Linked DNA regions of Homo sapiens: regions 2, 3 and 4 are each linked to region 1. Evidence: chromatin loops called from intact Hi-C (ENCODE). Cell type or tissue: heart left ventricle. All regions are shown on one strand.

Region 1 (8,000 bases):
GTATTTTTAGTAGCGATGGGGCTTCACCGTGTTAGCCACTATGGTCTTGATCTCCTGACCTCGTGATCCACCCACCTTGGCCTCCCAGAGTGCTGGGATTACAGGCGTGAGCCACCGTGCCCGGCCCGGAAGTTTCTTTTTGTATTACTATCAGTACCACTATCTATCAATACTTCTACCTTCTATATCTTTATTCTGTATGAATATAGATAGAAATATAGATAGATCTGGATATAGATATACATAGGTCTATAGATAAACACACACATACAAGATTATATGAGTATGTCTATATAAATACTTATGTATACAAAGATGTTCTTCCAGAGACATTTTCAGTTCTCCAGCCCATCCTATGGATGCAGACATAGACTTACTTCCCACTTATCTGGCTCCGTACCATCCCCAGAATGGAACACAGCGATACAATGTTATGTATAAACATAACCAAATCTTTACCTTTAGGGATAAGACCTGGAAAGTAAGCTGCCAGTACTGACATGTAACAGCCATCCATTTTCTCGATATCCCATTCCCATTGTTATAGGGAGCTGCACCATTTAAAATATGTAGGATATCTAAAGTGGAGGGATGGTAATTATTATTTGAATCCAAAATGAATGATTTATAAGACTAGCGGAAAGGATTTCAGCCCCCTACTCTAAAACATTGTTCATTGAGCGTTTTTGCCAAGGGTAAGCAGAGTAAATTATCAATAGCAGCAGCAGGTACATAGATCACCTCAGCTTTTCACTCTAACTTTATAATGTATGTGTCAACAAACTCATTATAGGCACATTTTAAAATAAGCTTTCATGATCAAGATGGTAGTGATAGAGAATATGGGATAAACTGAGTTTTCTATGTTCTAAACTGTTGGGCAATGATTGAAAAAAAAAGAATGTAAATGTCAGGTTTTTTTATTTAACCCAAATATTTGATGAGGAAAACCTGTTATTTAAACCATGTAAAGTTTTAATCTGTATATATTAGACAAGTGCTTAAAGTACTATAGTAATGCAAGTGCATTAATAAATTCTAAGTTTTATTCAATTCTGAAAAAATACATACAAGCCATCAGGCAATTTTGTTTATCAAATTTCATTAAGAAAAGATAGTATCTCCACTAATTGTTGATACATGCTGGTAGGCTGGTCTTCCCGCCTCCCCCCTCAACATGTGTACTGAAATGCTAATAAATGAATCATCAACAGTAATTACAAATATTCTGGGGATGTGATTTCACAGCTCCCATTTTCAGGAAATTGCATATTTTTGCTCTGTTTGGGTGAAAGCATGTTTATAGTAACAACTTAGTAATAAAAGCCATCTTTGAAAACTATTCTGGTTTTTTTATGTGACTGCAGGGATTTTTCTCACGGCTGACAGCTAAGATTTTAAATAACATTTGTAAAACTTGGACAGATTTTCTGTTCTGCTTGGAAGTGGGTGATTTCACAATCCCCCTTAGTGACATCATGCTTAACAGAACTGCAATGAAAGCGATCCAGCCCCCTGTGCTCATTCCTCACTGTGGCTGAAAGATGGTTACAGCTGTGGAAATGGAGCTTGATTTCCCTATACCAGCAGCTTTGATTCTCTGCTTTCAGCACTTTTTCCCCTGTGATTATAAGCGGGAGGATAGTTTTGAATATGAACTACTAGAGTGCATGTAAAGTTGAATTGTGGAATTATAGTTTTAGAAATTACTTTCAGCCGGGCACGGTGGCTCAAGCCTGTAATCCCAGCACTTTGGGAGGCCGAGGCGGGCGAATCATGAGGTCAGGAGTTTGAGACCAGCCTGGCCGCCAGAATGGTAAAACCCCGTCTCTACTAAAAATACAAAAAATTAGCCGGGCATGGTGGCACGCGCCTGTAGTCCCAGCTACTTAGGAGGCTAAGGCAGGAGAATTGTTTGAACCCGGCAGGCGGAGGTTGCAGTAAGCCGAGATCGTGCCACTGCACTCCAGCCTGGGTGACAGAGCAAGACTCTGTCTCAAAAAAAAAAAAAAAAAAAAAAAAGGAAAGAAATTACTTTCAATGTCTACTAGCAATGCCCTACCACCACCACTATCTCCACAAAATATGTAACAGATGAAGTACAGGAAGAATTGTCAGGTATTTCAAAGCATGCATTAAGCACCTACTCTATCCCTACCTTAGTGAAAGGAGATTTGGCCTCATTGTGACATGTAATCTTCCCAGTCGTCTTTTGAGATGGCTAATGGCAATTAACACCAAAGTCCCAATAATAGCTATTGAGAAAGTATATTACAGGGGTTAAGGACTTGGTCTTGAGTCATAAACCCTGTCTTTTTTTAAAATTTTTATTTCCACAGGTTATTGGGGAACAGATGGTGTTTGGTTACATGAACAAGTTCTTTAGTGGTAATTTGTGAGATTTTGGTGCACCCATCACCTGAGCAGTGTACACTGAACCCAATTTGTAGTCTTTTATCCCTCACCCCCTTCGCACTCTTTCCCTGAGTCCCCAAAGTCCATTGTGTCATTCTTATGCCTTTGCATCCTCAGAGCTTAGCTCCCACTCATGAGTGAGAACATACGATGTTTGGTTTTCCATTCCCGAGTTACTTCACTTAAAGTAAGAGTCTCCAATCTCATCCAGGAGAAACCCTGTCTTTAAACTCAGTTCTGCCACCTTAGTTGTGTGACTCTACTTTCTTAACCTCTCTGTGTTTGGGTCTCCTTGTCTGTAAAATAGGAGTAATAATAGGCAGTTGTAGGGATTAAACCAGATAACGCAGGCAGCACACTCTATCAGTTACAAATTATTGTCAGCTGCAAAAACACATAAGGTTTTATTTTTCTCAAGTAAAAAAAAATTCCAGAATTGTGCAAGCTGCTGCTGATGGTTCAGCAGCTCCAGGAGTTCACATCACAGACTCCAGGCCTTTTCCTCATGGCCCCAAGAATGGCCACACTGTTGTCCAGCTGTCAGGTCCAAATTCCTGGCAGGAAGTAGGACAAAAGGGCGAGCTTCACAACTCAGTCAGCCCAGCCCTTGAGGGGCCTTCCTAGAAGACCCTCTATCACCTCACTTCCCTCTCTCTCCCCCAAACTCCCACATGGCTTCCGGCTTGTCACTCCACTGACATGGCTCTAAGCTTAGTCATGATTCCACATTGCTAAATTTCACAGACATGTTCCTCCTCTTCCTTGACCTCCCTTTCTCAGCAGAGCAAGAGCCCCTTCTTGAAATACGCCCTTCTTGTGGCCTCCATGACACTGCACTCTTCTGCCTCTCTTCCTGGCTCTTTGCCCCCACATCCATCTCCTTTGCATATTCATTCTCCTCAGCGCCAAGACCGGCTTCTTTGCTCCCACGGCTTCCCTTCTTAGACCATCTCAGCACCTCCACCTTCATTTCCACCTACATGCTGATGATACCAACTTCCCCTCCAGGCCACACCTCTCCTCTGAACTCCAGACCTGGGTATCCCTCCCTTACCCACTCAAGTCTTCATGGCCTTGTTTCCAAGGCTTCTCACACTCAATATATCCAAGAGTGTTTGTGATCCCCCTGCCCGTAAACATACAAACAACAACTCCATCAGACTTCAAAAGCCTGGCCCCGTCCGCTTGTTCCCCCACCAAGGGAATGGCACCATCTGCTGTCCAGTTGAGCAAGCTGAAACCTGGGAATCGTCCCTGACTGCTTCCCCTCGCTCTCCTCCCATGTCCTACAGGTCTAGGTGACTTTTATTCCTAAAGATCCCCCGAGTCTGTCCACTTGTCTTTGTCCTGCTCCAAGCCACCCTAATCTCTCACTGGCTTATGGAAATGGCCTCCTCACCAGCAAGCTTGGGTCTACTCTTGCTCTGGTCTTTTCTCTGCATGGGAGTCCTGGAGGTCTTTTCAATACACGAATTGATCAGGTCACCATCACCAACACATGTCACCCTCTCTGCCCTCACTTAAAAACTTTCTGTAGCGTCTCATTTCTCCTATAATACAGGCCAAAATCTTTAATACGACCAACAAAGCGCTGAGTGATGGGCCCTGCCTGATTATGAAGCCTCATCTTGCCCTGCAGGCTCCACACTCTGCCCTAACTGTAATGGCCATCTTTCAAGCCTTCAAGCCTTTGCCCTTGCCACCTCTGTCCATGGTGTGGCAATGGGAACAGGTCCCCTGAAGAGAACAGAGAGGAGAGCATTGGTATAGAGAAGACCCAGTTGCTGAGAGGCTGTGGTGCAGGAAAGGTCATCCATGTGGATAAGGAGGTGGTCCAGGATGCTGGGAAGAAGTGGAGAGGATCCCGGCTGTAATCCCAGCGCTTTGGGAGGCTGAGGTGGGCCTCCCAAAGTGGAGATCACTTGAGGCCAGGAGTTCGAGACCAGCCTGACCAACATGGTGAAACCCCATCTCTAGTAAAAATACAAAAATTAACATGGCATGGTGGCGCGTGCCTGTAATCCTGGCTACTCGGGAGGCTGAGGCAGGAGAATCACTTGAACCCAGGAGGCAGAGGTTGCAGTGAGCCAAGATCACACCACTGCACTCCAGTCTGGGTGATAGAGTGAGACTCTGTCTCAAAATAAATAAATAAAGAAACAAAAGTAGACACGCAGGGGAAAAGACTCACGGTCATCTGACAAAGACTTTGGTGGATGTGCAGAAGAAACCCCAAAGTGTAGATGACAAACACAACCTTAGAGGAGTGAGATATTCCAATGGCAGGAGCCCTAAGACACTGGGAGTTTTTGGCTCATGAAGAACGATGTGGAAGCAGCCACGAAAAGCTAAGAGAATGTTAATCCATGCCCTGGCCTGCCCTTCCTCCAGGACCCATGAAACCAGGACCACCACAGAATAAACGGCCTCCACTCGAGAGAGACACAAGGGAAATGGAGACTTAAGCTCTCCCACTCTACCTCTGGCCCCATTTCCCTTCTCCAAGCCCTCCCTCTGTCCCCTTTCCACAGTCTCTTTCTTTCCCCCAGCTGCTTAGTGGCCTCCCCTGTAAAATAAGGATGGTAACATTGATCTTTAAAAAAGCCTCATATAGACTCTGGAATATGTATCCTAGAAGGATTCTCATACAGGTTCATAAGGGGACATGCGCGCTCATGGTAGTGTAGTCTGTGCTAGCAGGGAGGTGGAGCACTGGAGGAACAGACTTGAGTCATGTAGAGAATGCACACTATGGAATATGATGTAGCCTTCAAAAAAGCAGATTGGATGTACACAGGGCAACACGGATAAGGTATAAAAACAGTTCTCCTAGCACCCAGGCTGCGGCCTCGGAGTACAACTTCCCACTCATCAAAAACCAGGCCTCCTTGGAGAAATGACTGACTCTAGGTCTGAGGCAAGAAATGTGTAAGATGAGCCAGGAACATCTTATACCAGCCTGTAAGAAAGCTGTCAAAGACTAAAAAGGTGGTGTTAATAACAACTTTAGAAAAAACAACATGCAATGGCTCTCATCTGCCAAAGATAGGACAATTTAAGCATTGATTGAATAATAACTGCAAATAATATCATCAAAAGTGTTTGAATTCATGGGTTTTATATTAATCTTAAGCCTTATTTCTATATCTTTGAAGGAACTCATTATTTTGAAAATTGATAAATAAAAGTATCAAGCACTTATCTTGCCTTTTCTATACAAACTACATCTCAGTGTTACTGAAGAATTAGTGAGGGAAAGTTTCCCTTTATAGAATATGCCAGCTAATAAATAAACAAGGAGTGATAGAATTAGATTATCAACATTTTGTAACCCCTAAGGAACTCATGGATCTAGGCACTGACCATCAACGTTGCTGACGTAACAAACAAAAAAAAAAAGAAAAAAAAAACCTCAATATTAGACACCTCTTAATGGAAGTCTAAAAGTTTACATACTAAGTATTTCCTGTCCCCCAAAAATTAGACCTGCATCCGACCAAGCATCTATATAATTACCAATTTGCAGGACATAGAGAGGACAGAGAAACATGTTAAACAGCAGCACAGAGATACAGTCAGAAAAATTCAGACTATAGAAAACTCCCTGAATATATTACCTGATCTTCAACAAATAAATTGCAAGATAAAAAAAGATCACAAACACAATGTATAAATCTTATTTGAATCTTGATTCAAGTAACTAAATAATGATGAGACAATTGGGAAACGCTGATCAGCTGAATAGGTGATGATATTAAATGATCATTGCTAATATTAATATTTATGTATGATAATATGATACAGTGATTACATATTTTTAAAGTACTTATATTTTAGAGGTACATACCAAAATACTTACTGATGAAATAGTGATTCTGCCACTTACTTCAGAGCAATGCGTGAGTAGGAAAAAAATGGGTATAGACAAAATATAATTGGCCACAAGTTTGTACTTGACTTTGAGTGATAAGTACATTAAAGTTAAGATACCATTTGATTTTTGAAAATGTTTGAAATTTTTGCATGATAAAAAGTTTTTTAAACAGTAGTGAGTGAAAAAAGAATGAAAACAGGATGAAAGCTACCATACCATTCATGTAAATTTAAAATACAAACACATAAAACAACACAAATAGAAGAACATACATCAAACATATCAGAACGGTTGCTGTTAGTAAGACTGGGGAATGGACATGGAGAATAAGCTAAAAGGGTAAAAAAATAAGTGAAGCAAGAGAGGGACATTGCACTGATCAACAATGAAGTATCACTAATCAACCAACCCTCACAATCTGAGGCCAAAAAAATTTGTCACACAGTTGTGAGGATTAAATGAAATATGTGGGTACTGTTCCTGGCATAGTGCACGGTACATCATAAGACCTTAATAAATGTTTATTTCCCTCCATTCCCTCCACTTTCCACCATCTCCCTACCCTGCAAAGGAATAATGTTATCTCCTAAGTTAATTTACTTTAAGGTACTAAGCCCTGATAACAACTTTACCCTCTGTTTCATTGGCTGAGGCTTACAAGAGAGGGCAATGCTTAAAAAAATGAATCTCTAATAAGTGAAATTCTTGCATTCCAAGCCCTAAGAAGGCCAACCGTGTCCATTGCAAAGGTGATTTTAGGAAGTTTCAGAACTGACCACCTGCCTACAACTCTTCAGGGTGACAGTTTGGACTCATTTCTATCTTCCTTCTTCTCAATCAAATGTATCTACACTAGAAAGTACACCAACTGCTAGCTCATCCCAGGGATCAGAGAACTCCGGGTTGTAGCTTGATCTTAGATGACCATCTAAGTGAAATATTTATGTGCTGAGTTTTGCTCTTCCACTTAACTGGAAAGATTTCCATTTCATGCGCCACCACCCCACATGCCAACCTCTACCATTTCCTCCTCTCTGACTCTTTAGCCATAACTGCCATATTCTTTCCAAACAATATATGAACTTTTCATTCAAAAATCATGTTCCAGGTGACTGGCTCACTGGAAATCATTCAGAGGTTGCCAATGACTCACCCAATAAATCTGAGGCCCAGAAATTGACTTGGAATCAGTGGCGCCTGACAGCTGCTCAGAGGCTGCTGGGGAAAAGAAGCAGGATCTACATTGGTTTATAATAGCTAGATGCTCCTGGCTCATCGTATAAAGTTGGTGGAGTGAAAAGCAATCAATCCCTGGCTGCAGTTTGACCCCAGCAGATCAAAGTTAAATTTAGCTGTAAGCAGAGGGAAGGACATTTCACCATGGGAATAGAACCCAGCCAATCATTGTGCATGTTTTAATCTAGCACATTCTACATGTCCATCACTGTGCTAAAAGACACTGAGAAAGATTCACTCTAAGACCCCTGTGATATAGTTTGAATGTTTGTCCCCTTCCAGTCTCATGTTGAAATGTGATCCCCAATGTTGGAGGTGAAGTCTTACAGGAGGTATTTGCGTCATGGGGGTGGATCACCCATGAATGGCTTGGTGACTTCCCCATGGTAATGAGTTCATGCAAGAGCTGGTTGTCTAAAGAGCCTGGTATCTCTCTTGCTTCCCCTCTCATTATGTAACATCCCTGCTCTCCCTT
Region 2 (8,000 bases), 280 kb before region 1:
CCTTAGTGATTATTTTCCAAAGTTCCATTTCTGACTCTCTTGCTCTCATTGAGCTGGAGCTGACTAAGAAAACAAAATGTAGAAAGATAAGTTCTCTGCAAAGCACCTAGAGAGTCCTGCCTGGTAGCCAAGGAGTGAATTCAAATTCTAAGTCAGAAATTGGGTGGGGCTTTGGTAAAATAGGCCCTGATCAATTCATGCACACTCCCAAGTTTTAGATCCAATTCGACCAAGTTGTAAGCTAAAATCTTCTGATTGTTTCTTGGCCTTTAATCTTGAGTGTAACTTCCACTAGGGGATTGTGAGGCGTAGCTGTCTTGCCCATCATGGTGTCCATGGAACTGGGCACACAAGGCATTCAATAAACATCTGTTGGATAAATATTTTCCTGAGTCTGGCACAGTGATGGGCACACACAGCATCCTTGGGCAAAGTTGAAACTCAGAGCTGGCCGGGAACGGTGGCTCACGCCTGTAATCCCAACACTTTGGGAGGCCGAGGCAGGTAGATCACCTGAGGTCAGGAGTTCGAGACCAGACTGGCCAACATGGTGAAACTCCATCTCTACTAAAAGTACAAAAATTAGCCAGGCATGGTGGCGGGTGCCTGTAATACCAGCTACTCGGGAGGCTGAGGCAGGAGAATGGCTTGAAACCTGGGAGGAAGAGGTTGCAGTGAGCCAAGATCACGCCATTGCACTCCAGCCTGGGCGACAGAGCGAGACTCCATCTCAAAAAAAGAAAAAAGAAAAGAAAAAGAAAGAAAGAAACTCACTGAGCCTTGGGACAAGAAGAGAGCATAGGGCTCTCCCTGTAGAAACCTTTCCTTTTTATCAGCTAGGGTGAATTTGACACTGAGAAATAACATCACTAATCTGAGATCACAGCCTGGCTGGTTAAGGGCAGAGCAGGCTTGCACAGGTCTCCTCTTTTGTAACCCAATGTCCTAATCCTCATATTAGTTCCTCTACCCATAAAGGAATTACAGAAATCTTGTTAAAGAGAAGTTGAGTGACTAGTAAAGATAACAATAGCAATTATGACAACGGTGAAGATGATGATCACGGTTAGCATTTACTGAGTGCTTCCTAAGAGCTAAGAGCTACTCCAAGTGCTTTATAGATGTTAACACATTCCAGCCTCATGGCAATCCAGTGGTCACCTGCCAGTGGCACTGTTTGTAGAGCTCTGTGAGCCAGATGCTAGGCTAACTGCTTTGAAACACATTTGCTGGATCCTCACCAGAACCCTCTAAGGTAGGTACCATTTCTATCCCCATTTATTGATGAAGAAACCGAGGCCTGGAGAGGTTGTATACCCTGCTGATAAACTTGTGATAAAGCAGCTCTGTGGAAGGCCGAAACCCATGCATGCTCTTGACCATTGTGCTAGACTGCCCTGTCCTCTGAGTTATTTTTTTTACCCTGAGCTAATAATGTTAACGAATATATCTGAAGACCAACTCATCCCCAGTGGTTCTTCTAAAGGCCCAGAGTTTTCCTGAGAGCCTGGTCTGGCCTTAGTAGTTTCTCCATCAGTCATTTAGAAAGACAGAAGGTGAATGAGGAGGACCAGAGGAGGACTCTGAGCACATCTCCCCAAAATGTCCCTCTAGTCCAGCTAAGTTCAGTGCCATGCTGGAGGACAGAATGGCATTAACCCCAACCTGTTACACAAGGTCACCTGCCATAGGTATGAGCATTCCAGACTCTGAGGTGGAGCCTGGGGCTAAAGTGACAGGAGGAAGGAAAGCTCCTATTCCATTGCAAACCTGATTCTGATGTCAATCAAAAGGGCCTGCCTCGATACTACGTGCTGTATATTTGGGCATCTAGGTGTCCGGAGCAGGGGAGATAGTAAAGATATTTAACAACTGCTCCCTCTCCAGCACCAACCTGTTAGAATGGACATCTGACCCATCAGAACTGATGCCATCCAGTACACCACGGCCAGGGGTCCTAGTGCACCTCAGCCAAACACCAGGCCCTGTCTGGGAAAACACTAGACAAGGAGAGGCTAGCTCTGATCATCAGCCATGACGAGATCTGTGAGCAGGCAGCAACTACTGCCAACAGCCAAGAGTGAGGTGAGGTGAATCGTTTAGTGGACGAGTGCACGTGGATGGGAAAGAAAATGACCTTGAGCAGTTGCAGTCCAGGCACTCTGTAAGAAGTACACGTTTGCTCAACACGATGCATTTTTTTTTAAAAAAGCCCATTCTTCTCCCTAGTACTGGTGTACTTCACTGAAGTATAAGCATGATTGGAAGATAAAATAGGAGAGAAAGATCTGGTTTTAACTCACTTGCTCCAAGTCCTTATTGCCAACTGTTCCAAACATCACATTTAAATTGTAAATAGATACCATCTTAGAAACCAATTCACCACTCAGAGCCTCTTTCCCCCTGTAAGGCAGGGTTGCTAGGTTTTAAACATGTTTTAGGTTTTACAAATTGGAAATGTTGTAGATTGCAAATTATAAATACTTCTTCGAGAGGGGATTCTAGAAAGGCTCCCATTGCTTTTAGCAGGGCATACAAAGCAACACATCATCTGGTCTTTTGCCTCTGTCTGTAGCCGGCCTGGGCTCCAGCCATTTTTGTATTGCTTACAGGTTCCCCAAAATGTCCTAGGATTTCATACCTCTGTGCCTTTGCACATCCCGCTCCTGCTCTGTGGAATGCCCTCCTTGCGCACACACCATCCTTCCTGCTGTTGCCCTGCTCCTCCCAGGCCCTTCCTTTCTCTCACTGCTCTGTCTTCTTCCAGGCTAAGATCTGGTATCTCCTAGACCCCGTCCCCTTCCGAGACATCTGCATTGGTTGCCCCTCCTGTGTGCACCCTAGCACCCCATCATGCAGCACCCCATGGACATGCATTTCACAATTATATTTTATTTATCCTTTATCTCCAGCCCCTGGTGATACGTATATGGTTTAGTAAATGAAGCCTATTAAATATTTTTTGAAGGAACAAACTCTGACCGAGGATATGCCAAAAATAAGCATTCAGCCTCTCTGCTCCCAAAAGTACATACTATTCTAACAACAATTAAACACCCTCTGCTTGATCTGGAAGCCCCCTGCTTTTCCTGTGTATCTAGCGTGGAGGGTGCATCCCAGTGAAGAGCACAGTCTGGCTATGACGTTATTCACCATTGCGGAATGTTTGGGGCCAATGGAAATAAAAGCTGCTTTCTAATTTGTAAAAGCAGAGGACCCAGTGGTGTTTGCCCCCTGCCAGTTTAGGTAAAAACCAAAGATCTAGAGCCCAGATGCCAAGCCTCTGCCGGCTGTTGGTTCTCCAGAGAGCCCTTTCCAGCCCTCCACTGCCCACAGTGCTGCTGAGGCTGCCCCCTCCTGCCTGGAAGGACAGCCGGCCCCGTCTACCTTAATCCCCTTCAGGGCTTCCATAGTGGCGTTGAGAGCAGACCAGGAACGCAGGGCCAGCTGTTTCCGTGCAAGGGCTGGTCCCCAGGTAGGATGCTGGAAACTGAGTGTTAGAGACGTTGACAGTAAGAAATGTGAGGTCAGGTCGGGATGTGTCATCTCAAAGATTTTCCTCATGAAGCACCTTCTAGTGGTGTTTTTATTTGAAAACACTGGTCAAACCAGTGAATCCTCATGACGGGTCAAGACTTGGGGCAGCTGTGTGGATCCTAGATAAGGTCCGGAGCCTCATCTCTCTCAGCTGTCTCAAGCAGAGATGAGTTAGAGACAGTTGGGAGGATACAGTGGAAACGGCCGGGGGAGGGACAGGAACATGAAAGCCACCAGCTGGGTGAGTCAGGTGGCTATCTCCTGCCAGGGCGTGGGGACAAGCTCATCTTCCGGAGAGGCACTGTGGGGTGAGACACCGTCGCCTGTGGCCGGCCGGCTGACCGCCCCTGGGCTTGCTTACCATCTCTCCAGAGCCAAGGCTGGTCCTTAAGCGTTGAGATTAGTCACTCTCTTGGGTGGCATCTGGGCTGGTTTTAAATTCTCTTTAGTCTCCTGCAATTTATCACCCAGCTAGGAAGCTGCCCGGTGTCCTGACGGGACCTGTGTGTCCCATGTTTTCTCAGCTTTGGCTGTCACTGACTTCGCGACGATGGCAAGGAGGAAACGGCTCCAACTGGGGAGAGCAGCGGCCCCGACACGACATGTGTCTGTATTACACGTTGGCAGTCGAGGTTCCTCCTGACACTTTCAAGCACTTGGGATCCCGATTCACTCCCCTGGGAAATCCAGCATCCAGCCTCGCTGTGTGGGTGTGCCTTTGACTTCCCAAACTGCTCTGCAAGCATGAAGCTCTCAGCTCTGTCCAAGGGTTTCCCAGTGCCTTTTTTTTTTATTATTGAAGGAATGCGGAGGGACTCAGCTTTGCTTCCTGGACCTTTTTTAAGGTTCAGGGAAACAATTCCTCCTCCTCCTCCTCCAGCTTCTTAGTTGATGGCCAAAGGATGAAAGAACCCCTAGGTCAGTGGTTCCCAAATAGTGAGCCACAGAGGAGTGGTGATCTGAAAGGAGCCAGAAAAAAAAAAAAAAGTGCAATGTAGCCATGATTATTAATAGTTTCAAGTTGCCAGCTGCCATTGCCTGAAAAGAACTCTTCTATATTCTGAGATAATGTTCCTTTTTCCTTTGGGATACTAAGATGTCCTTTCTTTTATGAAAGGGAGTGATGGTAGCTATGAAATTCTCCCTTGGCTGAAGAGGGTGGTAACCTCATGAGTCCCCACCCCCAGTGTTTTGGAAATACTATGGGTCCTTGAAATCTGATTGTCTGGGGTCTGGATCCACAAGGTATTCTGAAAAGCTCATTTCAGGAAGTAGCCTCACTCCTCACATATTTTCTTCCCCATGGAGGCTGATGCCAGCAGAGAATAACAACAAAGTCATATTTTGTCTGTGTCTGCTGGGGTCCAAATGATTTTCTAAACACTTTAGCTGTATTCACACCTGTAATCCTCCCAACAGTCTGAGGAGGTCTATGTTATTATTATCTCCCTTTTACAGATTAGTGAACTGAGGCCCAGAGCAGTTAAATAACACAGCTAGTAAGGTGCAGAGCTGGGATTCAAACCCAGGCTCCCAGGAACAAGGATAATTCTCCAAAAAACGATGTCTTAAATGACATCCAGTGGGGAAGAGATGCGTGCTTGTATTTTCAAGGAATAAGCCTTGGAAACACAAAGGTCTGTGGGAGAGAGAACCCTGGGATGTAGCGATGCTGAAGGAAACTTAGGGGATAGCATGTTGGAGCCCAGGCCATAATGGGACATGGCAGCCAAAAGATCAGTACAATTTAGGGTTGCCAGTTCCAAAACACCTTAATGCGGAATGACGGCCAGGGGCACACCGCTCTGCCTCTGCCTCCCCACATTTCCTCTCCTCTCACACCAGCTTCCCCGCACGGAGTCTCATCAGAATGGCTCCGGAGCATGGCATTTGTTTGACCATCTCATTACCAGAGAGAGAGAGAGAGAGAGAGACACACTGAGAGAGAAGAGAAAAACAACACAAATGATCAAGGCCTGGAGGAATTTTCTTCTAGGGGAAGACAGAAGAGTTGGTGCTGTCAGCTTCCCCAGGTCAGTGGAGCCTGACAAGGAAGGGAAGGAGGGAGGGAGTGAGTGACGGAGGGAGGGAGCCCTTCGGGGAGGGGCCAGGCTTAATGCAAGGAGATAGCACATCCCAAGGAGCCCCCTTTCCTACTGTAACCACATTCTGCTGAGAGCTCACATGTATCACCTCACTCAACCTTCCCAAGCACCCTGTTAGTCCATTTGCAGATGAGGAAATGGAGACTCAGAGAGGTCTCGGGACTTGCTAAGGTCACACAGCTAGTAAACATGGAGCTGGGATTCCACCCAGGTTTGCCTGACTCCATGGTCCATCTGGTCTTAGCCACTTTTTTATACTGAGGTTACCTGGCTGCTCACCCCCATTCCTCATGCCTCCTGCCCTGGGCCTCCTACACTTTATCCCGTTTTCTGTACCATGCAGAGAGTTTGCACAAAGATGCTGGAAACTTTTGAGACGATAGAATAGACTCATCATGTCAGATAGCTTCGCGAACACAATGGCATCTGTCACCATCGGGCACAACACTTCAGCGGAGGCTCTGGAAGAGGCAGACATACCTGGACTCTACCTGGGGAGGTGTGAGCACTTGTTATTGAGCTTCCCCAGTTCTAATTTTGAAAATCGGCTGCACGCGGAGGAGTGATACCCAGGGTTAATTCACGCCTTCTTGGTAACTGCCAGAGTAGCTTAATAATGAAGGCGGGAGGCATAAGATGTCTGGAGAAAGTGAATTAGTAAATTGATAGGGCAGGTGACTTTAGTTTGCTATTTTCCTACAAGCAGTAAAGGCCCTCCTACTGCATCTCTTGAGGTTCCCACAATTTGGGATTTGACTTTAGGTGGACTCAGGATGATGCCCAAATTGTATGCTAATCAAAACATTTAGTTCCCAGGAGAAGCAAAGAGAAGGGCAAGAGAGAAACTCCCCGTGGTGTTCTGTCTTGGCCCGGGCAGGGAGCCTCTTAGGCCGGCTGGACACAAAGGCAGCAACGTGCTGACAGACGGCATCCCAAAGAAAGACCTGTGATGGCCCAGCCTTGGTAGTAAAGCCAGTTAAGGCTCCACAGGCCCTTCCCCAACCTGCCAGAACTGCCCACCATACCATAGCTCTAACCTCCAGCAGAATGCCAGAATGGCTCACTTAGGTATTCATCATACATCTCTCCCTGCTGCCAACCTGGGGCCTTACGTTTATCTGTAAGGACTGACAAGTTCTTGCCAGAGCTGGATTCATGGCATATAATTCAGGACATTGGGCCAGACCTTTGGAGCAACTGAGAGCTACTCTTGGAAGATTAAGGCTCCAGTCTTCAGTGGAACACTTATTACCTGTGTGAGTTCAGGCAAATGACCTCACCTTTCTGAGTCTCAGTTTCCTAATCTGTATAATGGGGTTAATGATACCCAACTTACAGTGTTCTGAGGATTAAATAAAACACAAATGGTGGGAATGTAAAATGGTACAGCTACTATGGAAAACAGTATGACGGTTCCTCAAAAAATTTAACGTAGAATTACCATATGGTCCAGCAATTCCACTTCTGGGTGTATATTCAAAAGAATTGAAAGCAGGGGCCAGGTGTGGTGGCTCACACCTGTAATCTCAACACTTTGGGAGGCCGAGGTGGGTGGATTACCTGAGGTCAGGAGTTTGAGACCAGCCTGGCCAACATGGTGAAACCCTGTCTTTACTAAAAATACAAAAAAAAAAAAAAAAAAATTAGCTGGGTGTAGTGCTGCATGCCTGTAGTCCCAGCTACTCGGAGGCTGAGACAGGAGAATAGGTTGAACCCGGGAGGCGGAGGTTGCAGTGAGCCTAGATCATGCCACTGCACTCCAGCCTGGGTGACAGAGCAAGACTCCATCTCAAAAAAAAAAAAAAAAATTGGAAACAGGGACTCAAACAGATATTTGTACACCCATGTTCATAGTAACCTTATTCACGGTAGCTAAAAGGTGGAAGCAACCCAGGTATCCGTCAATGAGTGAATGGATAAACAAAATATGGTAGATGCTGGGCGTGGTGGCTCACCCCTGTAATCCCAGCTCTTAGGGAGGCACAGGCAGGAGGATAGCTTGAGCCCAGGAGTTTGGACATGCCTGGGCAATATAGCAAGACCCTGTTCTTAAAAATTTTTTTTAAAAAGGTATATCCATACAATGGAATATTATTCAATCTTAAAAAGGAAGGAAATTCTGACACAAGCTATAAGATGGGTGAACTTTGAGAACATTATGCTGAGTGGAATAAGCCAGTGGCCAAAGCACAAATACTGTATGGTTCTACGTACATGAGGCATCTGGAATGGTCAAATTGATGGAGACAGAAAGTAGAATGGCGGTTGCCAGGGTCTGGGGAAGGAGAAGGGGAATTTGTTTAATGGGTATAAAGTTTCAGTTTTGCAAGATGAAAAGAGTTCAGCAGACGGATGGTA
Region 3 (8,000 bases), 290 kb before region 1:
TCTGCTCTGACAAATCTGATCTGAGGACTGGGAAGAGAGGATGTATAACCACACAGATGGCATTTGAGGCAGGGGAGAAGTGGAAGAGGATTCCCAAAGGGACATTTTACAAGAAACTGACTTGGCACCAAGAGTCTCCTTCCTCTGTCCAGTGTTTGGTGCCAACATCCCAGCGGGTCGACATCCTGGCAAACGCTGCCATGTCTTTGGGGACTATGCCGCTTCGAGTTTACTTTAGAAACAGTATTTCACCTGGCATGCTCACAAAGGCATTGTGACTTTGGCGACCTCCTGTTGCCACTGGTCCCTAGTTTTGTGCTGGAGGTGGCTCATGCTGGCTCTTCAATACAGTCATTATTAAAAATGGAAATATATCAACTTGAAGTTCAATAAATTATATCAAAAACAAAGGCAATAAATACTCAGAACTCATCACTTCCTAATTTCATTTTCCACCCTTGACCATGATCTATGTTCTTGAAGTTATCTTGTTTCTTGTATGAATATGGTGGGAATACTGTGTCATGCTGGGCGGTTCACATCTTTTCCTAACTCTGCCTTCAGCAACGTGACGATGATGGTTTGAAATTGACCATGATGGGAACAGGTATTGACTGGGGTTCTTTCCTCCTAGATAATGTGGGGCCAGAGAGGAATAAAAGTCCCTATCCCTTCGGAGTTTCCAATCTCACTGAAGTATCACAAACATGAAATAAAATATTATGTATGAAGGAGAACTAGAACTGAACTCAGCTAGGAGGCAGGAGAGCTAGAATCTGTTCTCAGCTCTGAAACAAGTGGTGGGACTGTGGGCAAGTCTCTTGGTCTCTCATCACAGCGTTTTTCATCTAGAAAATCCCATTGGACTCCAAGCTCCACCAGGGGAGCAGCTGCGTTTACCCCATTTGCTGCTACATCCCAGCCCTCCAGCATAATTCCAGACATGTAAGAGGCAATGAAGCAATGCTTGTCAAGTAAATGAATGAGTGGGAAAGCACCATCTCCACCAACCCTTCCAGCTCTGAGAATGTGGAGGTCCATGATCCAAACTAAGGTTAAGAGAAGTGGCACAAGACTGAGAGCCAGGGATGGTCAACACGGGCCAGTTTCCTCAGATGCCTACAAGGAAGGGGCCATGCTGGACTCTGGGCAAAGGTGGGCAAGCCAAGAAGTTGGGCAAGCCAGGAAGTCTGACTGAGATCACAGTGATCATTCCTCGAAGCCCTGGTGAGAATCGTGAGCGGACATTCCTTTTAGTTCTTCTCTGTTGTCTGGTACCTGACTTCATGCTTTGGTTCAATACTGCCTTGAATGCCAGCTGAAGAGTTTGTTAAACTCCCAGCAAAACAAACAAACAAACAAACAAAAAAACATTGAACCATCCCCCTGCCCACTACCACTTCCAGCTCGCTGTGGAGCTCATTCTCACACCCCTCCCAAGATCTCTTGCTGATAGTCTCGGAAATATTTACAGCAATCGCCTGAGTACATTTCTTTTCTTTCCTTGGCTAAACTATAATTTTGCTATTTAAAAAAAGTTACAAAAGGAATGCAAATGTGCCCGTTAACTTTTCCATATTCTTACCACTCTGAGTCTGATTTTAAAGCGGAAAACGTTGCATTTGTGAGAATACTCAAATTTAATGTAAATTTCTCAAGATAAGGCAAATTCTCTCATTTATTAGCAGTGCAGAAACACAATAGCCAATGAATGTATCCCGACTATGATACTCTACCTGTTGACATCACCCTCCCATCCTACCCAGTCCCAACACACATACAGTTCCCCCTTCAGAGATGATGAAAAAGCAAGACCATTACCACTTTGTAGTTATTTCACATTCTAAATTGCTCTTGGAGCGAGTTCAAAGGTGTTAGGTCAGAATTTTGAATGCGATTGTTATTATTTATTCTTAAGGTTTTTTTAAGTCTGAATTGATTGAAATAACTCGTTTTTTCCATGTGGAAAGATGAAAACAGAGATTTATTACTATAGTCTCACAAATGATGAAGGGTGTGCAGTGAGTGAAGATAGATTTGTTCCCAGAATCCTCACATGCCAGAACTAAGGGCACATAGTCAGAATTAAAGAAGATGCCTGTTTACAAATCTATTTAGAATTGCCCCACGTGCGGAAGAGGATATTGGCCATCCCACAGTCCCACATGTTGCTGGGTCAGGGTAGGAAATCAGCTTCTTTGAGCCTCAGTTTCCTCAAATGTAAAAGGGAGATAATGATATCTATATGAAAGGATTGCCAGGATTAAATCAGAGAAATAGCCCAGGCCAGCGCCTTGAACTTGTGTGCACTCCCAAATGTTAGCTCCATTCCCCCTTGCTCCCTCCCCCGTCCGACTTGCCCCCATTTCCAGCCAGTCACTTGGACAAGTTATTATCAATACAGACCTTACTACTCCCAAGAAGTCGCTCAGGTGAAGATTCTGCATAGCTGGGGTGGAGAGGGGGAGTTTAGCCCTATGTGTAAATGGTAGATACAGTTTTAGAGTTTCCACGAATTCAGGCTTTGGGTGGTTCCCCATTCTCCAGGTTGCAGCTAGAAGGACAAACATGCCCTCAGCCAGTGTCAGACACAAGGAAGGGGTGTCCATGTGTGACCCTGTTGGGCTCCTTTGAGCTTCTGAAAAGCCTCTTGGCCCTCTGTCCCTCATTACTACAAACTGCCCAGGGCCTTACCAGTTGCCTGAATAGCTTATATACTCAATTAATTTGAGTTAAAATGTTAATGGGTGGTAATGGCCTTTAATTTGCCACCACTTCCTCATTTTAACCCAAACATTCAATGACTTAGTCTACAGAAGTGATGGCTGTAGGACCTTCGGGCTTCTTGGAAAATCCAAGGCAGGAAAAGAGACTTGCTTAAACAGAGGGGTAAGCAGGAGGGGAGGGGTCAGGGTGGCCAAGCCAAGCACATGCCCATGTGGCAGTTCACATCACCAGTCTGACATTCTCCACCAATCTCATCAGTCTTCCTCTTTCCAGATTCCAGGAACAAACTCATTTTTGCAGAGGCAGCAACGGGTGGTGTATGTACACAATCACTTGTTAAAGGAGCTGGCCCAACGAGACCCAAACCTAAGTGATCACAGATAGCAGGTATTCTATAGTCAACGATCACAAGGGTCCCCCATCACCCTCCAAGAAAAATCCCACTTCAGTGACTCTCATCGCAAGGACAGCGTCTATGTGAGGAAGCTAGCTCTACTTCCGAGCAGGTATACTTGAGAGATATTGCTCTGTGGGTCTGATTACAGGGATCTCTCTATATGGAATCGAACCATTCAACAAAAGCTTCCACTGTTTCCTGTCCACTCATATGACTCTGGTCTGGTGGGTGCAAAGAAGGAAGACTGAGCCTGGGATGAGAACATGGGCCACCTAACAGGAAACGGAAATAGATTCTGCTGTAATCGTGGGTCACCTAACAGGAAATGGAAATAGACTCTGTTGTAATTGTGCTTGCAGCAATGAGGTTGACCCGACCTGGTGAATTTAGTACCACGGCAACACTTCCATGATGTTCTGCATGGTAAGAGTGCAGTAGGTAGAGAAGCAGAGAAGCAGAGAACAGAGGAGAGAAAGGTCAGTTTCTTCTTGCTCTTTTGGGGGATCTTATTAATCAATTATAAGTGAGCCAGGAGACCTTAGGTCTACTGCAGCTCAAATCCCCTATCATAATTAGACACCTGAATGTCTGTCTCCCTTGTGAACAGTGAGCCACTAGAGGGCAGGAAACCCGAGGTGTCTCTCTCCACTTGGTGTCTCTAGCTCCTAGCACAGAGCCTGGTACAAGGTAGGTTAAATATTGCTGCACGTTGGAGTGAGTGGAGGAGCGATTCAAATACAGAGCAGCATACCAGGCGCATCCTGTACTTTCCTCTCCCTATTCAGGTATCCCAACCATTCCCTTCAGAAAAACAAGGCAAAATGATGACAAAAACCACTCCACACCTCCTAAACCACCCTTCAAGCAAGACAAAGGGAAAGATTTTGGCATTTTGAAAACTTGAAATAAGGATGGTTAGACCCCGTGCCAGCCACACTGATGGGAAACTCTCCTTTGACGTCTCATCCCTGCCTCTAACAGACAGGGAGAGTGACGTCCAACATTGTTCTCCACATCAGAAAAACCTCACCCCAAGAAAAATACATGGTATTTTCGAAGTGCTTACTGTAAAAGGAGCAGGGTGCGCTGACTTCGCCAAGGAATGGGAAGGAAATGAAGCGCTGAGGTGGGAATTAGTACACGCTTCCTCTGGGGAAAAGACATCTGCTCCTGGCACTCCTCAAAGGAGGTGAGGCAGAGCTCTCCCTTGACGCTGTGCTGCTTCCCTAATCCATTCTCCAGGCTGGGTGATGGGACCTCTTCCTGCAGGGGAGAGCCTGCCCTGGCTCCCAGGGTCAACAAGGGCAGCAGCCCCCGGCTTGGAAGCCTCCCTCCTGCCCCTCCTTACACACGAAGGGGCAGAAGGGCTCTGGGCACAAGCAGTACTTTGGTAGAAAATCAGAAGGCCCTCTTACATCCCCGGGGGCGCCATGAAGGGACTTGGCTGCTGCCAGCCCCTCGCCAAACTCCTCTGAGTGGTCCAGGGGATAAGGCCGACACGCCCCTCCCATTCACTGGGGTGTGGTTTCCAGCACTTAGGACATTCCATGTAGCTTCTCCAACAGGACTCCTCCTCCCCACACTCAAACCCAAAGGACCCTTTCATAAACCAGATGATCATTTCTGGAAAGTTACATTTCTTAATTTCAGGAATTGTTCCAATTCGTGCAAAGAAAATAAAAGGTAATTATCTAATTCCAGTAAAACTTAATGGGGCCCTTCCCACCCCTGGCCAATGGTTGGTGTGAAATGTAATTTGACTTAAACTGTCTAAGGCTGTGAAAGTGTACAATATTCGGAAGGGTGGGGGGCATTACCCCTTGTGGGAGCCATATTTTTCTAGAAGGCATTTTGATCAAGACAGGCCTCCCGCGGTTATTGATCTTAGGGTCATTGAGAGTCCAAGAACTGGGGAGATGAAGGCCACCCGGCGTCAGCACCGCGAGGGCGGAGGGAAGGCGGGCGCTGAGTCTCCCATTGGGGTTCTAGCCGAGGGTTCCAGCCAGGACTGCGTGATCTGGGGGCAGCTCGGAGAGCTCTCCCGACCCAGTATCGGGTCTATAAATGGAGATAAAGATCAGCACCTGGAGGGAGTGGTTTCTCGAGGGCTGAGAGCCTCGCCCACAAACTGTAGTCAGCATCTTCACTGAAGTTGGCCTGTCTTGGATATTTCTTCTCTCCTCCCCTTCCCCCACCTCCCCTCCTAATTCATCAACTGCTGAAACATCTGCCTGGCTGAAACCGCCTTCTCGCCGCGCGCTGGGGGCTGTCCCCAGGTGTTGGTCTTTGTGTCGAGAAAACTTTGCGAGGAGGCGAGGGAGCTGGACAAAGAGCGGGCGAGGGAGGGCGTTTGCCAGCCTGAGGGGTGCGCCGGGCGGTGCGCGCACTTCCCTGGGCTCAGCTCCGTACCCGGTCGCTCGCGGTGGCCAGAGCCCAGTCTCTCTAGGCCAGGAGTGGCGTCCGGCTGCATCCCCGCGCCCTCGGGAGCTGAATAAAGCCAGGCGGGAGAAGCAAAGGCTAGCGCCTGGACGCTGGAGTTGGTGGGAGGAGGCGAGCAGAGGCGCGGAGCAAAGCTGTCAAACTGCGCGCGGAGCCGGGCGCGGGGCGGGGGAAGGGAGAGGAGGGAGGGAGGGGCAGGCGGGAGCCGGGAGGGAGCGAGCGGGCTCGCCGCGCCTGAGCAACCCCTGCCTGTCGCTGCCGCTGCCGCTGCCGCTGCCGCCGCCGGCCCGGACTCGTCCGGAGCGCAGGGTGTCTGCCCAGCTGCGCGCGGCGCGCGGAGGCTCCGGCGTCCGCCGCTGCGCCCTCCGGCCCCTGCTCCTCGCGCCGGCCCGCGTGGGTCCCGGCGGGCGCGAACCCACCATGCAGCTGCAGTTCCGGAGCTGGATGCTGGCCGCGCTCACGCTGCTCGTGGTCTTCCTCATCTTCGCAGACATCTCAGAGATCGAAGAAGAAATCGGGTAAATAGCTGCTCCCAGGCCCGTGCCACGAGCCCTGGCGGGATCTCTCCCTCCTTCTGTACTCTCCACCCTCCGACCCCCTTTGTGTGCGCCGCGCCCCGCTGTAGCTCCGCTGGAGAGATGGGGACGGTTTGGCAGAAGGTGGCGGCGACAGGGGCCCGGGACGGTTTGGGGAGAGGAGGGTGGGGGCGCGGCTGCTGTGGGGTGTCCCCGGGCGGGGTTCACGGGAAGCCCCCAGCTGGCCCGCGTCGGGAAGCGGACTCGCCCACCCTGCCCCCCTGCCTGGCGTGTCCAAGCGCAGTGTCGCCGGGGTCGAGGGAGGGCGCCGGGGAGTGTCTCGGGCGGGCGGAGGGGCCGAGAGTGGAGGGAGGCAGGAGTTTCTTTGTCTCCAGCACGGCCGCTTTCTCGCCTTGGCAAAGTGGGCAGGGGGCGCGCAGGGATCTCTGAGCTGGGGGAGGGGTTCCTGGGGCCGGAGCGGAGGGCGGGGTTCTGCATGGGCTACTGGGAAGCGGAATGTCCCCTGCACACACAGACAGGCACACGCGCCTCCCGCCGGCCCGGGAGCCCGGCGTAGGAGCTGGCACCACTAGAGAAGGGCTCGCATAGCTGGACTGAGACCCCCCGCCCTCGCCTGGCTTTGGACGTTCAGCCAAGCCACGGCAACCCCGGCGACCCTGGGTTCCTGTGCGCTCGCAGCGCGGAGACGGAGACATTTCGGGAAAGTCTGTACCGCCGCCCGGTGGGCTTCTGGGCCCTCAGGCGGGCGATCTGGCGCTTTTTTTCTCCCGACCTCGCCAGAGGTAGGGTGGGACCGCGAGCCCGGATCCTCCCGGCTCCGGACTTCCTGGAGTGCGCACTTGAGGCGCGGGACGCACCGGCTGTGTGTCCCAGGGGCTGAGACTCGCGCCCCGCCCCGCAGCCTTCGGCTCGCCGGGCCGGGCCCCTCTCCGGAACCTCCAAAGGGCGGTAGACGACAGGTGGGGAGGCAGCCGGGGTTCTGAGGAGGCCCGAGGAGAGCTTCCTGGCCCTGGGCAAGGGGAAGGTGAGGTCTCAAAGAGGGCAGAAGGTCTCTTCTTCTGTGGGATTTGTGCTCTGCCAGGCGCTCTTCTCGAGTCCCGCGCCGCGTGCGCCCCTCCTTTGTCCCATTTGTTACTTCATTTGTTATCTGTGCTAGTTGAGGGTCCGCCACACTGTCAGTCCCTCAAATGGGAGATGCCAGTCCTGGGCCCAGGCGGGATGCCGAGGCCCCAAGGACAAAAACTTGTGACAAGTGCCGCTTCCTGCTCTCATTTTCTCCCTGCCCCTGCCCATCTCCCTGGAATTCCTTCTGTGAACTCCGCTGGGCTTCCAGAACCCCTCTCCCTGCCTCTTTCTCCTCTCATTCTCGGTTTCCCCAAGAGCTCTGAAAACTTTCACAAATGCTGCGCAGTTAATACACAACGTGCCACCAATTCCCACGCAGAGATAAACATGCTACTTTTCATAGCTGCTCGCCTCAGAAACGTGGATTGGAAAGGAAATCGGGCAAGTCACGTCTTGGGGTAATGGAAGATGCGGTGAGGAGGGCCTTCCTCTAGGCTCTCCGGCTTCTGATTCCGGATGTGGGCACTGCCCGGCTCAGATCACTTGCTGACCTTTGCCCATGTGAGAGGGAAGGCCCGGCGCTGCCCATTGTCCTGTTATAAAAACATAAGTGCTGTGCTTATCCAGGCACCCCTAGGTCAGCCATTCACTGAATTCTTACCAAATACCTTCCACATGCTGGGAACTTTTAATTTTTAAAATGCAATCAGGAGATCACTTTGCACATAATGTTGCACTTTCTTGCCAAATGCACGGTGAAGCCTACGCTCCCCACATCAGGTTGTTCCCATATATGTACGCACCCCGGGGACTTGTCTCACTTGAGTGCTCCCTGC
Region 4 (8,000 bases), 160 kb before region 1:
GTACACATCCAGATGGCCTGTTCCTGCCTTAACTGATGACATTCCACCATAAAAGAAGTGAAAATGGCCTGTTCCTGCCTTAACTGATGACATTATCTTGTGAAATTCCTTCTCCTGGCTCATCCTGGCTCAAAAGCTCCCCTACTGAGCACTTTGTGACCCCCACTCCTGCCCGTCAGAGAACAACCCCCCTTTGACTGTAATTTTCCTTTACCTACCCAAATCTTATAAAATGGCCCCACCCGTATCTCCCTTCACTGACTTTTCGGACTCAGCCTGCCTGCACCCAGGTGAAATAAACAGCCTTGTTGCTCACACAAAGCCTGTTTGGTGGTCTCTTCACACGGACGCGCATGAAAGTTAAGGCCAGAAATGAAATAAGTGCCCTGTGATTGCAAGATCACAGGTTTTCCTCATAGAAAAGGAGAGTCTAGTTTTGTTAAGTTTAGATGTAGAGGTTTAAGAAATCCATTTTCATAAACTGAAAAACTGAGTTTTATAAACTGTTCTACTTCTGAAACATTATATCCAATGGGTGCATAGAGAGATAGATACATACATACATACATATATAGATACATAGATACATGATAGAGATACATAGATAGATAACATAAACACACACACACATATTTGTTAATATTTTTAAACAAAATATGAGAACACACTAAGCATACTATTCTACAAATTGCTTCTTTCAATTCATCAAGCATCATGAGCTCTTTGACCAGTTATTTACCTAGTATTTCATCATCTGAATTATATATATCATTGATTTGAAGATAATTGCCCTGCCTGCTGAGTCTCCTCTTCCAAGCAAACATCTCCAACTCCTTCTATGGCACACACCTAGACTCCTGTTGGCTTTACTCTGGAAAGTTCCAGCTTGTCACTGTCCCTCTTAAAGTGTATTGGCAGGGGATGTATCAGCTTCAGCCATGGGAAGTGAGCACAGGCAGTTGAGAGGGTGATTTTCCATGGTGTAGCACTCAGCGAAAGGCACTGGCAAGATGTGGCCCTCAACTCAACCTTCTGAAGTGCCACTTGAAAGTCTCGTGGCACTGACAATAATTCAAAGGCACTGTCTTTTGACCATGCATTCTGATCAACCCCACCCAAGACTGGCCTTCTAATCCAGACTTAACTCTTTCTCAACCAAAATAAAACTTCTGGCTCTAGATGCTCATCTGTAGTCTGACTCCCAGAATTCTTCCAGTGCAGCTTGTAACAAGGTTCCACCTCAGGTGGTAGCGTCCCTTCTCAAGAAAAAGGAAAAGAAGCCCATTGGTAAGGATGGGACTTATGTAATGTTTGTAGTGCCAAGAAAAGGGGTGTTTTCAATCCCAGCTTGACTCCTTTCCATTCCCACCCTGGCTTCATGGGACATCAGAAAAAGGCCTCGAATGCACATTTGTGTCCAAGCCAGCCTGTAAGTCCAAGCTCCGTTCATACAAAGAACCTCTCTCCCTAAAGTGACCTCCCCTTGGCCATCCCTCTGACCTCAGAGTGCACAGCCTGACCTCTCAGGCCCTGAAAACAGGTGGGGTCCATTTGGGCAAATAATTCCTGAATCCTGACAGCCAGGTTGTGGTCTAGAAGAGAGGGTGGACGTGCTAGGTGGGCAGGGGCTCAGCTGGAGGAGGGGGATCTCCAGCACCAAGCCCAGGTCAGAGACCTGGCTCTCCTGCTGTAAGAGAGTCCTGCACAGCATGGCCTATGGCAGCTGGGCACCTGCAATGAGAATGGCTCCCGGGAGCAGTGACTCTTCGGTGGAAGGACGGGCAGAAACTTGCTCATTTTAGGCAGGAGAGAATATTATGAGCAAAGGAATGATGGTAAAAGAGAAGTGAGGGAATGTTAGGTGCTGCCAGTAATTCTGTACAAAGCACAAGGATGAATGTAACTGGTGGGGATGAGGGAAGGGGAGAGAGAGCAATGGGCAGGAGTGTGAAGGGCAAAGGCCATACCAGGCCAGAGAGGCTGGGCTTGGATTCTTGGAAAGCAATGGGGAACTACACATAATTTATGCCGGGGGAGAGTGTGATTGGATTTGTATTCTAAAGAGGCAGCACTCTGCCATCAGGGGAAGTGATGGAATAGAAAACCAATGAGAACAAAGGATAATGGCTGGGAAGATCTAGCCTGTGGAAAGTAGATGCTGTAGGGGACAGGAGGAGAAATCAGGGGTCTCAGAGCAGGCAAGAGGCAGCCTGGGGAGGACATGCCACAGAGATTATTTCAGACCTCAGTTGCATAGGAGGAAACTGCAAAGTTACTTAACCTCCCTGAGCCTCAGTTTCTCTGCTCTTTAAAATAGCATAGAAACTTACTGAGAGAATTTAAATGAGTGCTAATATGAATATAAATTGCCCAGACAGGCCTGAATCATAGGAAATGCTCAGAAAAGGAAAGCTCCCCATAGATTTTTTGGGGAGTTTGCACAGAGAGCAAATAGAATGCAGCAAAGAAAGCCTGGAAAGAAAAGTACCAGTTATTTCATAATCTTGCCAAGATCCTTTGAGCAAAAAGGGAACCAAAGAAGGAAATAGAAAAACAGGTTGGAGTGTTTTTGTTTGTTTTTGTTTTGTTTTTTTTTTTTTGGACAAGCCTTGCGGGGCACTGGGGGGGCTTCTTTGACAAGTACCCTAAAACCTGATGGCAACAAAATGGGAGCAGTTGTAATTCATTAAGAGCACACTGTTGCGAGGCTTGGGAGAACCACCCAACCTCCAGTGGCCGGCCCACCCACCCCCATCAAGAGGCACACTTTCAGGACACTGAAGTACACCACATTCTTGGAGTTTCTCCAGACTAGCTTCTGATGAAGCTGTTCCCCCAGGAATGATCACAGTGAGTCTCAGATTCCTGTGAACAAAGGAGCCAGTAACTCCCCATGACCACAACAAGTAAAACAAAGACAGCTTCAAAGATGGCACCGAGAACTGGGAACAGCAATACAGGCAGGAGTTGGAGAGGATTTCTATTGAAATCCAATGACTGAGCTAAACTATTGATCCATTTTTCTTCTAAGCCTCTACTCACAGAATGCATTCATTTAAAAATAACATTTATAAATATAGGCCAGGTGCGGTGTCTCACGCCTGTAATCCCAGCACATTGGGAGACCAAGGTGGGCAGATCACCTGAGGTCAGGAGCTTGAGACCAGCCTGGCCAACATGGTGAAACCCCATCTCTACTAAAAACACAATGATTAGCCAGATATGGTGGCGCATGCCTGTAATCCCAGCTACTCAGGAGGCTGAGGCAGGAGAATCACTTGAGCCTGGGAGGCGGAAGTTGCAGTGAGCTGAGATTGCACCACTGCACTCCAGCCTGGGCGACAGAGCCAGACTCCATCTGAAAATAAATAAATAAAATTTTTAAAAATAACTTTTATAGATACAGATGCTAGATAGTAAAATCTCATTAAATGAAAACCATTTGACCATGAATCTGTGGCCATTTAATTTGGACTAATTTAAAATTTACTTTTAACCTATGGGAACAGGGCTTCTCCACCAATTTAACCCTGTAATTAGGATGCCAAGAGATTTGGAAAACCACCTCGCACAGGTGCTTCTTCCTTGCCATTTATATCACACTTTTTCTTTTTCACTCGTGGGGTGATATTCAAAGCAAAGTTAACTTAAAGGTATAACCCTCCACTGTCACTCAATCTAGAAATAAAGTCCCTTTCTCTGTTGAGTTTAATGTCTCTTTATTTGCCATGGCAAGAATGGCAAACACATAGCACACACCCTACCCTCCATCTCACCCAAGCCCTCTGCAGGCATGACTAGCTGATCAGAGTAAGGATCCTTCTTAATCCAGTACTTCAAAAGAAGGAAGAGATTCCAAGCATTCCTTCCTCTCAGATAATAAATTTGATGTCCTCCTTCCAAGGAGAAAACATCTATTCTGTGCCCAAGGGCCTAAGAACTGAGGTTACTTACCCAGTGGAAATAGCTTATCCATTTCAGGAAGAACTGACAAAACAGGTGGTAAGATAAGGCTTCCTGTTCCCTCACTCATTTACCAAGAAGGTGGTTAATATTAGCAGAAAAATGGTTTGGCAGACTGAACACTGAATGAAGGTCTCCTTGGACACTTGGCATGTCCCTAGGCTAGAGCAGTGATATGGCTTAGCTCTGTGTCCCCACCCAAATCTCATCTGAAATTGCAATCCCCATATGTCAAGGGAGGGACCTGGTGGGAGGTGATTGGATCACGGGGGGCAGTTTCCCCCATGCTGTTATAGTGATAGTGAGTAAGTTCTCACAAGATCTGATGGTTTAAAAGTGTGGCACTTCCCCTCCACCCCTCTTTCTCTCTCCTGCCATCATGTAAGACCTGTCTTGCTTCCCCTTCACCTTTTACCATGATGATTGTAAGTTTCCTGAGGCCTCCCCAGCCACGCAGAACTGTGAGTCAAAACTCTTTTCTTTGTAAATAACCCAGGCTCAGGTAGTTCTTTATAACAGTGTGAACATGGACTAATATAATCAGTGATCTAAGAAGGGGTAGAGGAGAGCAGAGTAATACAAAATGACAAAGGGAAGTCGGGGAGAAGGATTCCCAGACTGTAACCATAATAGGTCTGTTGCCTGATATGCATGGCAAGTAAATACCATGGCAATACCATGGCCAGACACCAGGTTGCAGCAGAGAAAGAGGTTTAACCGCAGGGCCTCCGAATGAGGAGCTGTGAGTAAACCTCCAATCCATCTCCCCGTGGAGTTTGGGGTTAGGATTTTTAAGTGTTTTGGAGTGGCCGGAAGTGTGGAGATAGGTCCACGAACTGTGATTGGTTGAAGAGTACAGGATGAAGTCACGGGACAGGGAGATGAAGAAGCTCTATTCTCATGCTGATTCCACTCCTCTATGGGGTCTTCAAACTAGTTGGTGTCAGCTATTTCACTGGAATTCTGGATCTCAAAACACATCTTAAGCAATTCTTATGCAAAAGCCTTATGAATGTAAGATCAGAAATCCTATTTATCTAAAACAAGTCTTATGATTCTAGTCTCAGAAATCCTGTCTATAGGAACAACAGGGAAGCAAATGGTCAGTATCTAGTTACAAGCAAGTGGGTCAAATTGCAGCCTGATTCGAGCTTAATTATAAATATATTTCTGTCTGGAATTCTTGTTAACCCTATGAGGATAGCTTCAGGATGGTTATTCAATGAGAGCCAGCCTAGTGTAGGGGTTAAGCACATATCTCTGAGTTCAAATCCTGCCTCTGTTACACTATGTGCCCTTGGGTACATTATGTACCCTCTCTTCACCTTGGTTTCCTCATCTGTAAAATGGAAATAATAATACCTGTGTCATAGTATTGTTGTGAAAATTAAATGTGATCATCTATGAAGAGTTTCTAGCGTATACTACATACTCAAATGTTACTTTTTTTTTTTTTTTTTTTGAGATGGAGTCTCCCTCTGTTGCCCAGGCTAGAGTTCAGTGGCGTGATCTCGGCTCACTGCAAGCTCCGCCTCCCGAGTTCATGCCATTCTCCTGCCTCAGCCTCCTGAGTAGCTGGGACTACAGGCGCCTGCCGCCATGCCCGGCTAATTATTTATTTATTTATTTATTTATTTATTTTGTATTTTTTAGTAGAGACGGGGTTTCACCGTGTTAGCCAGGATGGTCTCGATCTCCTGACCTCGTGATCTGCCCGCCTCGGCCTCCCAAAGTGCTGGGATTACAGGCGTGAGCCACCGCGCCTGGCCGAATGTTACATTATTGTTGTTATAATTCCTGTTATCAGACAGGATGCTGTTGGAGTAGGTAGCACAAAATTCAGATAAAGGCATTGATGATCCTGCATTGAGTCCAGAGGTAGGATGTTCCAGGCACAGCTGGTTAAATCACAGCTATTTTTCATCATTCTGTTCTGAATCTCCAGGTCAGCAATTGTTTCCCCACCAGTAGAGCTGGCTTCACAACTCTAGATGTCATGTAGCCTCTAGCAAAGAAAGGGGAGGAGGCATTTCTAGCAAAGGAGACAGGAGGTGGCTGTTGGGGATGGAGTCAGTAGTGCATGATAACTCAGACTGGATTTATGGAGAAAAGAAAGACATATTGTGTGCACACAGACACACATACAGACTCCACTCATGTATGTTTGGCTAACAGGCCATATCTAGATGCATTCCAGACATCATGGAACATAGTAGAAAGGTCACACCAGGGGACCACCCACCTTGTACTGGGGCATTTCAAATGGTCTTATCTCTACCTAGGCCTCTCCATTGGATATCAAAGCCTTTGGCTGGGTTTAAACAGGTTAATAGGCTTTTGAGTAATTAGTGCTTTGAGGAAGCCGTAGGCTTTGATTCGTCAAATGCTGTGGCCTGTTCACTGTAAGCAGAATTTAATCTGTGAGCTACATCATGTGAAAATAAAGCTGCCTAAAACCAAATACATTCAAATTGTGATGATAGTAATGCAAGCAGGCAGGCTTTTCTTGCATGGCTTGTGAAGTGGTTCTGAAGCAGAGGAGTTCCAGAAATCTTTTAAGCAACAGTGGTTTGAAGAAGATGACATCCATTTGGAGAGATGTACTGATATATGAAATCCCCCAGTTTAGGAATAAGACCTAGGTGTAACTCCTGGCTCCCACCTTTGTGTAACCTAGGACATGTTTTTTTCACTTCCCTGAAACTCAGTTTCGTGGTCTTTAAAATGAACACGATAATACCTACTTTGGAGATTTAACAGGAGAGTAAGTTAGGTGAAAAGTTAAACTGCCTGGCCTAGTAGCTGGCACTGGGAAAGTGTTCATGTAGTGGATTCAACAGTGACCCCTGAAAGATATGTCCACTGAGAACCTGTGAATATGACCTTATTTGGAAAAAGGGTCTTTGCAGATGTAATTAAGTTGAGGATCTTGAGATGAGATTATCCTGGGTTGTCCCGATGGACCCTAAATTCAATGACAAGTGTTCTTTTAAGAGAAAGGCAAGGAAAGATGCATAAAGAAATGTTGACCTGTTTTTTCTCTACTAGTGTGGATAATTTGTTATTCTTTGAGCTCATCTGTGTTTTCCAATTTTCTACAATAAACTTGGTTTACTCGTGGAAAACACACACACACAAAAGAGGAGGCCATGTGACCCCAGAGGCAGTGAACGTTATATCCCTACTGTCTCCAGCAATAAGCACAGCACACGTTAGGCATTCATTTATTTCTTTTGTTTTTTTCTTTGTTTTGGTTTTTTAGTTGATTGGCAAAGCCAGTAACTGGTTCCAAGAACGAGTTAATATGATACTGCATGAGTCAGGACAGGCTTCCAAGCCACCTCCGTGTTTCAGTGACTTAAAATAACAAAGGACTATTTCTCACTAATGCTACCTGCCCAAGCAGGGTTGGGGATGAGGAGAGTTGGCTCCACGTCATCCTCACTCTGAGACCCAAAGGACAGGGGCTATACCTTCCCATTATTTTGGCTTCTCCCATAAGCCTGTTGGGTATGCAGAAAAGTGGGGGCTAAGGGACCCAGCATCAGCATTTAATGCTATGCCTGTCAAGTTACTTCTGCTGCATACAATGACCGGAACCACTGACATGGGAAATTCCAAGGCTCGATGAACCAGAATTAGAGGAGAGCTAGATATTGGGGAATATTAGAAATTCTACCACAGATATGGGTGCAATGGTCTCTTTGTGTCCACATTACAAACATCACAGAGAATCCAGTATGAATTGAAGAAGAATGAAATGATCACAGGCCTGGGAGCCTTCTATCTGGTTGTTACAACCTAAATGTTGGTCCTGACCCATCCAACTCCACAATGTGGCTGCTATGGATTATAAGAAAGCACTATACATTATTGTCATTTTGTTTTTCTTTTTCTAGACAACCACTCCCCCCAACCACCAAGATTCATGGGAATTCAGGCCCCAAGAGCCCATTAACCTTAGAGGCTCCACAGGGTCCAGTCTAAAGAGCCCAGATCAATGAGATCAAGCAAACAGTTTCTCAGAAGTCTATAAC

The links. Peaks named below come from ENCODE experiments on the same cell type or tissue, not always from the same donor. Only the 100,000 strongest peaks of a DNase experiment are listed, where the experiment ranks them.
Region 2: it touches region 1 in a loop (2.1-fold over the local background); 3 of 110 quality-filtered maps call a loop at or near these places.
Region 3: a loop joins it to region 1, with 4 times the contacts of the local background. A loop is called at or near these places in 3 of 110 quality-filtered maps.
Region 4: a loop joins it to region 1, with 11 times the contacts of the local background. A loop is called at or near these places in 71 of 110 quality-filtered maps.

The regions. Positions count from the first base shown.
Region 1 is chr15:92,680,027-92,688,026 of GRCh38, forward strand. No RefSeq gene overlaps it. Among named protein-coding and RNA genes, the nearest start is that of FAM174B, 28 kb to the left of the region's middle. RefSeq lists a silencer at 3,413-3,707 and an enhancer at 6,011-6,180. In heart left ventricle, a CTCF peak has its summit at 3,626 (motif pointing left); a DNase peak (open chromatin) is centred at 3,635; H3K27ac peaks cover 487 bases.
Region 2 is chr15:92,397,402-92,405,401 of GRCh38, forward strand. All of the region lies in intron 1 of ST8SIA2 (ST8 alpha-N-acetyl-neuraminide alpha-2,8-sialyltransferase 2), which reads left to right. Among named protein-coding and RNA genes, the nearest start is that of ST8SIA2, 7.5 kb to the left of the region's middle. In heart left ventricle, no CTCF peak of the experiment used is centred here; a DNase peak (open chromatin) is centred at 3,860; H3K27me3 peaks cover 1,774 bases.
Region 3 is chr15:92,388,082-92,396,081 of GRCh38, forward strand. ST8SIA2 (ST8 alpha-N-acetyl-neuraminide alpha-2,8-sialyltransferase 2) reads left to right here and starts at 5,800. Exons shown (of 6, transcript NM_006011.4): 1 at 5,800-6,081. The coding sequence starts at 5,984. In heart left ventricle, a CTCF peak has its summit at 3,733 (motif pointing right); DNase peaks (open chromatin) are centred at 5,680, 6,580 and 6,830; H3K4me3 peaks cover 2,151 bases; H3K27me3 peaks cover 5,722 bases.
Region 4 is chr15:92,517,069-92,525,068 of GRCh38, forward strand. No RefSeq gene overlaps it. Among named protein-coding and RNA genes, the nearest start is that of C15orf32, 49 kb to the left of the region's middle. RefSeq lists enhancers at 1,031-1,532, 4,491-5,083. In heart left ventricle, a CTCF peak has its summit at 4,658; a DNase peak (open chromatin) is centred at 4,667.